Regions from separate parts of the Homo sapiens genome. Here region 2 is linked to region 1. Evidence: chromatin loops called from intact Hi-C (ENCODE). Cell type or tissue: transverse colon. All regions are shown on one strand. Links, peaks and the distances in the headings refer to the core of each region. The heading gives the core; the rest is flanking DNA.

The links. Hi-C counts contacts between places; a loop is a spot of excess contacts. Peaks named below come from ENCODE experiments on the same cell type or tissue, not always from the same donor. Only the 100,000 strongest peaks of a DNase experiment are listed, where the experiment ranks them.
Region 2: it touches region 1 in a loop (15-fold over the local background); 1 of 110 quality-filtered maps calls a loop at or near these places.

The regions. Positions count from the first base shown.
Region 1 is chr1:52,000,462-52,004,858 of GRCh38, reverse strand. No RefSeq gene overlaps it. Among named protein-coding and RNA genes, the nearest start is that of RAB3B, 12 kb to the right of the region's middle. RefSeq lists an enhancer at 1-100. In transverse colon, for the core only: a CTCF peak has its summit at 2,376; a DNase peak (open chromatin) is centred at 2,398; H3K27me3 peaks cover 690 bases.
Region 2 is chr1:51,282,061-51,286,457 of GRCh38, reverse strand. No RefSeq gene overlaps it. Among named protein-coding and RNA genes, the nearest start is that of TTC39A-AS1, 45 kb to the left of the region's middle. In transverse colon, for the core only: no CTCF peak of the experiment used is centred there; a DNase peak (open chromatin) is centred at 1,777.

The DNA of each region.
Region 1 (4,397 bases), core at 321-4,320:
CCGGGCGTGGTGGTGGGCGCCTGTAGTCCCAGCCACTCGGGAGGCTGAGGCAGTAGAATGGCGTGAACCTGGGAGGCGGAGCTTGCAGTGTGCCGAGATAACGCCATTGCACTCTGGCCTGGGTGACAGAGCAAAAATCTATCTCAAAAAAAAAAAAAAATCACTCCTTGTTATACATGGTGTCCATTCCCCATTCGTATTTTATTATTATTATTTTTTTGAGACAGAGTCTCGCTCTGTTGGCCAGGCTGGAGTGCAGTGGCGCAATCTTGGCTCACTGCAACCTCCGCCTCCCGGGTTCAAGCAATTCTCATGCCTCAGCCTCCTGAGTAGCTGGGAGTACAGGTGCATGCCACCACGCCCAGCTAATTTTTGTATTTTTATTAGAAATGGGGTTTCACCATGTTGGCCAGGCTGGTCTTGAACTTCTGATCTCAGATGATCCACCCACCTCAGCCTCCCAAAACGCTAGGATTACAGGCATAGCCACCATGCCCAGCCACCCCATTCATATTTTAAAGTCCTAATCCAAGTACTTCAGAATGTGACTGCATTTGGAGATGAGGTCTTTAAAGAGGTAATGACGTTAAAATGAAGTCATATAGGTGGGCCCTAATGCAATAGCACAAGCATCCTTATCAGAAGAGGAGGTTGGGACATAGTTGAACACGGAGGGAAGACCACTGGAAGACACAGGGAGAAGTAGGCCATCTACAAGCCAAGGAGAGAGGCCTCAGAAGAAACCAATCATGTTCTCAGACTTCTAGCCTCCAGACTTAGAAAACAAATTTTTGTTGTTTAAGCTACCCTGTCTGTGTTACTTAGTTATGGCAGCCCTAGCAAATGAATTCACTCCTTTTCACCCCCATCATTACTACCATGGTCTAAACCATCAGCATTTGTTGCCTAGACACTTTCAGTGTAAGATCCACCATCGGGATGGCGCTTTTATCTGTCTTCTTGTTCACTGATATGCCTTCAAAACCTAGTATATTGAATGTCATGAAGATATTGTGAAAGAGGCCAGGCTCGGTGGTTCACACCTGTAATCCTAGCACTTTGGGAAGCTGAGGCGGGTGGATCACCTGAGGTCAGGAGTTCGATACCAGCCTGGCCAACATGGTGAAACCCCGTCTCTACTAAAAATACAAAAATTAGCTCGGCATGGCAGTGTGCACCTATAACCCCAGCTACTTGGGAGGCTGAGGCAGGAGAATCACTTGAACGCTGGAGGCAGAGGGGTTGCAGTGAGCCAAGGTCTTTTTTTTTTTTTTTGAGACAGAGTCTTGCTCAGTCACCCAGGCTGGAGTGCAGTGGCGTGATCTCAGCTCACTGCAAGATCCACCTCCCAGGTTCACGCCATTCTCCTGCCTCAGCTTCCTGAGTAGCTGGGACTACAGGCACCCGCCACCACGCCTGGCTAATTTTTTTTGTATTTTTAGTAGAGATGGGGTTTCACCATGTTAGCCAGGATGGTCTCGATCTCCTGGCCTCATGATCCACCCGCCTCAGACTCCCAAAGTGCTGGGATTACAGGCGTGAGCCACCATGCCCGGCTGCCAAGGTCTTGCCACTGCACTCCAGCCTGGGTGACAAAGCAAAACTCTGTCTTAAAAAAAAAAAAAGGATATTGTAAAAGAAAGAAAGAAAAAACAAAACCTAGTGTATAGGACCTGGTGTGTGTGTGTGTGTGTGTATTATATACATGTGGTGTATGTATATATATATATATAAATATATATAGCCATCCCACAAGTATTTATTGAATATATATGTATATATATAATGTCTGAGGTCCAAAAGTAGTACAAAGGAAGGGGTGATTAAATTATCTCCAAGTAAGTTGGATGGGATGACAGGATGTGTAGGAAGGAATTTTCTAGATTAGGAAGGGGTATTGAGGAAGTCACCTAAGAAAGAGACAAAGGCTTGGGCAAAAATGCTGAGATTTAAAGCAATTTCTGAGAACTCTAAGTCATTCCGTGTGGCCAGAGCACAAGGACCAAGGGGATTAGTTGGTTGAAAATAAAGTTGAAGATAAAAGAATTTAATCATATTTGCTAAGGAGGTTGGATTTTATCCTGTAGTACAATCAATATCACTGACTTTTTTCCAGTTTTTCCATTTAGATCTGTTTTGTACTTTATTATCCACGAATACCTGGAGAAGTCATTTAACCTTGCTGAGTTTCAGTTTTCTCTTCTGTTGAATGGTTGATGAGACATGAGATAATATATGGAAGTTACCTCAGAAGGTTCCCGGAATATAGCAGGTGCTTAACAAACACTAGTTCCCTGCCATTCAGCCCATATAACCAGGTTGATTTCAGCACCATGGTTACTGGTCAGTCCAGAGAGAGTACAGTTCCAATTTCGGACACAAGAGGGAGTATGAGACTTACCTTTGCCGAAGGTCACAGGCTTGCCTAACAGCCTCCCTTACTTAGCAAGCCCTCCAGGAAAGACAAATAGGAGACATTCTTCCAAAATTAGAAAGGCATCTGTCTTATTTTTGTTTTTCTGAGAAACAGAGGGTCTCACTCTGTCACCCAGGCTGGAGTGCAATGGTGCAATCACTCCTCAACCTCCCTGGGCTCAGGTGATCCTCCCACCTCAGCCTTCTAAACAGCTGGGACTACAGGTGCACCTGTAGGTCACCACACCCAGCTGACTTTTGTATTTTGTAGAGATGGGGTTTCGCTATGTTGCCCAGGATGGTCTCAAACTCCTGGGCTCAAGCAATCCCCCTGCCTCGGCCTCCAAATCACAGGGATTACAGGCATGAGCCACCGCACCCGGCCTACTCTGACTTGTTTTATAGATACTAAGCCATTGGTAACCGTTCTTCATTCCCTGGACACATATTTGAAGGTGGACTCATTGGCAAGCATAATGTACTTAGTTATCATGCTGAAAGTAGCTGATGTTATTCAATAGTCTAGTATGCACCACCTATTTTACATACATTATCATCTTTAATTTAACTCTCAATGAGCCAGTGAAATAATCCTTATCCTCATTTTACAGATAAGCAACCTATGGTCTAGAGAAATTCAATCACATAATTAGTGAATGGTAAAAGTTGGATTTGAACCCAGAACTGCCTGTTTCCAAAACTTAAGTTTATTATATTATATTAATTAATTAATTTAATGTATTTATGTATTTGAGATAGGGTCTCACTCTGTTGCCCAGGCTGCAGTGAAGTGGCACAATCAGGGCTCACTGCAGTCTCGACCTCCTGGGCTCAAGTTAACCTCCCACCTCAGCCTCCTGAGTAGTTGGGACTCTAGGTACGTGCCACCAAGCCTGGCTAATTTTTTTTATTTTTAGTCAACATGGGGTTTCGTCATGTTGCCCAGACTGGTCTTGAACTCCTGGATTCAAGCAATCTGCCCACTTTGACCTCCCAAAGTGCTGGGATTACAGATGGAAGCCACCGCACCCCGACGATTATACTTATTTTAATTCAATTCCCTCATTTAACAGAGGTCATCCAGAAAGGGGTCTGGTCAGTGGTGGATGATGTGAGACCAAGGAAGAACTTTGTGCCTAGGGTGAGCACAATTTTTTTTTTTAAGATGGAGTCTAGCTCTGTCACCCAGGCTGGAGTGCAGTGGCACAATCTAGGCTCACTGCAACCTCTGTCTCTTGGGTTCAAGTGATTCTCGTGCCTCAGCCTCCCACGTAGCTGGGACTACAGATGCACGCCACCATGCCAGGCTAATTTTTGTATTTTTAATAGAGATGAGGTTTCACCATGTTGTTCTGGCTGGTCTCGAACTCGTGAGCTCAAGAGATCCTCCCACCTCGGCCTCCCAAAATGCTGGGATTACAGGCATGAGCCACTGTGCCCAGCCAAGGGGGGAAGGTTCTAGTTAGTTGTTTACCCGTTGTCTTGCCCTGGGAAAACCACTTGTTCTCTCTGCATCTTAATTTCCTAAATCATCTCTAAAATGGATTGATTCTTTTTCATCCATCAGGTCTCAACTAAAATGTCACTTCCTCAGAGAGGCTGTCCCTGTTTAATCATCCTAAGATAATCATCTCTTCGGCATATTTCCTTAAATATGGTTATCACCATCTGAAATTATCATAGATAATTTGTGTACTTATTGTTTGTCTCTTCTCTGCAGATTCCTAATTTCTGTCTGAGCAGAGGTTCTGCCTGTTTAGTTCACGTTTGTGTACTCTGTGCTTAGTACAATGCTTGGCACATACTAAGTGATCAACACATCTTTGTGCAATGAATGAACGAATAATATAATGATGAAGAACTAGGACCAGAGGGTGGAAGCTACAAACAGGCAGATTTTAGCAGAGGACTTTACTAACAATAAGGGTTATCCCAAGGCAAGGTGGTCTGCCCTAGAGAAGGTGGTCTCCCCATCCTTGGAA
Region 2 (4,397 bases), core at 130-4,129, 720 kb after region 1:
TAAAAAATTAGCTGGGCGTGGTGGCGCATGCCTGTAGTCCCAGCTACTTGGGCAGGAGAATCGCTTGAACCCAGTAGGCAGAGGTTGCAGTGAGCTGAGATCGTGTCATTGTACTCCAGCCTGGCGACAGAGGGAGACTCCATCTCAAAAAAAAAAAAAAAAGATCCAGTTGACCAGCCTCCTATGGGTGACATCGAATGAAGTAATGGGTTTTAGGCAAAATATATTATTAGGAAAAAAAGCAAAAAAACCCTCACCCAAGATTATCTTTTCCAATGAGTATTGTCAGAGTAGAAATGCTATGAAAAAAAAATCTCTCATATTATTAGAATGAAACAAAAGAATGTCCTCCATAGAGAGTAATCCCTTTGCAAGCTATCTCTTCTCCAAAGCCTGGATGCTGGGAGACCAACCTGTTTCTAGGCTCCTGGACAGGACAGGGTGAGCGGGTAGAGACAGGCTGCAGGAGGACAGGCCTCCATGGCTTCCCCACATGTTGGAATGTTGCCTGCTGCTGTATCAAAGCAGCACTACTCACAGGACACCAAACACATACTTTGGAAAATTGCAGTTTACAAAAAAACTCATTTCGGGTGCTTTTTTTTTTTTTTTTTTTTTTGAGACAGTCTCGCTATGTCACCAGGCTGGAGTGCAGTGGCGCGATCTCAGCTCACTGCAACCTCTGCCTCCCGGGTTCAAGCAATTCTCCTGCCTCAGCCTCCTGAGTAGCTGGGATTACAGGCATGCGCCACCATGCCCAGCTAATTTTTGTATTTTTAGTAGAGATGGGGTTTCACCATGTTGGCCAGGATGGTCTCGATCTCCTGACCTCGTGATCCACCTGCCTTGGCCTTCCAAAGTGCTGGGATTACAGGCATGAGCCACCACGCCCGGCCACGGGTGCTTTCATTTTAAAATTTGGTCAAGATGATTTCCTCGTCAACATTTGCTGTTTATTTCCTCCTGGGCTTTGTTAATTAATCCTATGTCACTTTTACCTCTGCTGCCCTGATAAGATAAATCAGTGGGTTTTGCCTCCTGTACCCCACCTGCAAATTCTGAGATAATCTATCAAATATATACATATACATACATATGTGAAGGACAATGAAAACACTGGGTTTCTAACATCACCACATCCTTATGCAAGGGCGTTTTCAAGAAAGTGAAAATTCTGTCATAGGCTCTCAATGTCTTATTTGAGTCATCTGTGGTCACTGCTTCTCTAATAGTGCAGACCTTCCCAGCACATCTGCCATGGAGAGGCCACAGATCAGGTGGAAGGTTTGAGCCTGGAAATAAGGAGACCTGAATTCCAGTCCTGACTTTGCTACTGATTTTCAAAGTAACCTTGGGAAAGTCACAGATCCTCTAAAAATGAGCAATTTGGACAAGATTAAGGCTCTTTCCTGCCTTCTACAGTTTCTTTATGGGTTTTCATCTGCAAAATGAGGCAACAGATACACTTCCCTACCTTTCTGCCAAAGCCTTGTGTCCCTAAGCAATTCAACCAGAAATAATAGACTTCTTAGGGGCTCTACAGTAGCCAGAACACCCAGAGAGCAAGTAATCCTCATTTAGAGAAAGTCTAAATCCTGTGCCCCAAGATGAATTCAGTTGTTAGGGAAGTAGCAATGATGTAACATGATCTGAACAGGTCCTTGGCAACAGAAAGTCTACCTCAGCCTCTCACTGATCACAGGCCCTCAGAATGGCAGAGTGGCTTCTAGCAGTGTGCTGGGCCCTCAGCTCTCCCATGGGTTGGCAGGTTGCCCTATTCCTTATCTCTTGAGCCAGAATGGGAGTGTTTCCAAGACAGTTATCATTCACAGCAGAAAGCCACAACCTGACATCAAAGCCAGGATCCTAAAAGGCCAACACCAACTCAAGATTTGGCTGAGGTCCAGGTGGGAGATTCCCAAGTGAAGAATGGCACCAAGAGGTTTTAAGAAAGCCCCAGTGTGCTGAGTACTAGAACCATTCAAGGAATCAAATCCAGACCCTTTCCTCTGGAGTTACTCCCAAGATCATTTCTTCTAAGATGATGGGAGTCAACAGTCTTTTCCTTGTTTACTTCAAATTTAAAGCCTAACAGTGCCTTCTCAACATCCTCAGCATCATCACACTAATTCAGTAATAAATGAGAGGTGTCTGGATTCTGCAATCCAAGCAGCAAATGGGAACTTCTCACGCCCACCCTCAGATGCAGCCTTCCAAGGTCGGAAAGTGCCTTCTGCTCGGGTTAGCACGGCTCCTTTGAATTCCAGTGCAAAGTTCATTACTGATTAATAGGCTAGGTCCACAAACAAGAAACCTCATTTGGGGACTCGAAAACTCCATCTCTAAATGAGTAATCTATGACTGCTTCCACTGTATAAAGTCAACTGTTAAGTGACAAAATAAGAATAGAGCCCTTTGGGAAGACATAGAATGAACTATTGAAGGTCTCTATGGACTGTTAAAAGTTCATGTTTGGCTGGGCGTGGTGGTTCACGCCTGTAATCCCAGCACTTTGGGACGCCGAGGCAGGTGGATCACAAGGTCAGGAGATTGAGACCATCCTGGCCAACATGGTGAAACTCGGTCTCTACTACAAATACAAAAATTAAGTGGGCGTGGTGGCAGGCACCTGTAGTCCCTGCTACTCAGGAGGCTGAGGCAGAATTGCTTGAACCCGGTTGGTGGAGCTTGCAGTGAGCCGAGATCGCGCCTCTGCACTCCAGCCTGGGTGACAGAGCGAGACTCTGTCTAAAAAAGAAAAAAAAGTGGATGTTTAATCAGAGACATCACAGCTAATGTCTCACAAATGACTAGATCAGGTTTGTTTTTCTTCCTCCACATTAAACACTCCAGAACATCAGACACCAATATGCTCTGGGGAAAAGAATAAAAGCTAGTATTTATTAAATACTCATTATGTGCCAGTTGCTATTCTAAGTACTTTACATTTATTTAATCCTCATAATATTTACATAATCCTATGAAGTGGGGCCATTGTCATTTTGCAGATGGCAAAACTGAGGCACAGGTAAATAAGTTGCCTAAGATCACACAACGATTATGCAGCAGTAAGATTTGAAGACAGGCTGCTGAACTCTAAAGCCTGTACTTTGCTACACTGTTGGTCAAGCTGTAAAATCCTGTGTAAAGTTAGACCCAGCTTATACTGACTCTTGGGCCACTGTGAAAATGGAAGAAGTACTGACTAATAGCTCAACCGCTGGAGATGCTTGGCTGCAAACACATGGAGCATGTCTTTGTGGCATGGCTCCCTTTGGCACTTGGCATCATGAAGTAGGGAGAGGGCCTAACTTGCAAAAAGCCAAAAGAAAAGCAATCCTTAAACAACAGTATTTGCTCAGAAAATCATCGAGGGATGATGGAGGAAAAGGCATGATCCAATCCCCACTCAGGTAGAGTTCCAGTCAACTACTCCAGAGATGGGAAGTGAAGCCTGCACTGAGGCTTGATGCATAGCAAGTCATGTGCTAGAAGGGGCTTGGTATAAGACAATAAGAAAGAGGATCACTGGCAAACTGGGAAGCATATGATGCCAAAGGCACTAAAAACTGTTTTATAGTTTAAGCACTTATGAGTGCTTGGCTAAGCACATCACATTTGTGGGTCAAAGTGGCCCACGGGCCACAGCTTTGTCCTCCTGGTACTGAGATGACTTCCTACAGTTCTCTGGAAAAGAGGTTGTGAGCAAATTCACAGTATGAGAAAGCCTGGTTTACTAAAAATATCCAGCCTTTGTTTTTTTTTTTTTTTTTTTTTTTGAGACTGAGTTTCGCTCTTGTTGCCCAGGCTGGAGTGCAATGCCGTGATCTCGGCTCACCGCAACCTCTCTGCCTCCAGGGTTCAGGTGATTTTCCTGCCTCAGCCTCCCGAGTAGCTGGGATTATAGGCATGTGCCACCACCCCCGGCTACTTTTGTATTTTTAGCAGAGACGGGGTTTCTCCATGTCGGTCAGGCTGATCTCAAACTCCCAACCTCAGGTGATCTTCCCACCTCAGCCTCTCAGAGTGCTGGGATTACAGGCCTGAGCCACCACGCCCGGCCTACTCAACTTTTAAGTTCGATTAATTACATGGGGTAGTGGATAAAAGCACAGTATATTCAACTTAATCAAACTACTTCACCCTATTTAGAGAATCAGTTTACTCTTAGGCAAAATGGGGTTTAATGCCAACTGCTTTACAAGGGTTGTTGAGGATAAAGAGCAAGCATGTAAATAAATAGCCTAGTATGGCCCCGAGTATACCATATTCAGGTAAATTTATTGGCTTACTTCTACTGTGCGAAGGCAGTGGTGGATTTGGCCTGACGGATGACTGAATCGGGGGCGCTAGTGCCACAATTAAGCTTTCTTTATCTCTTGGCTTTTGCCCCTGTG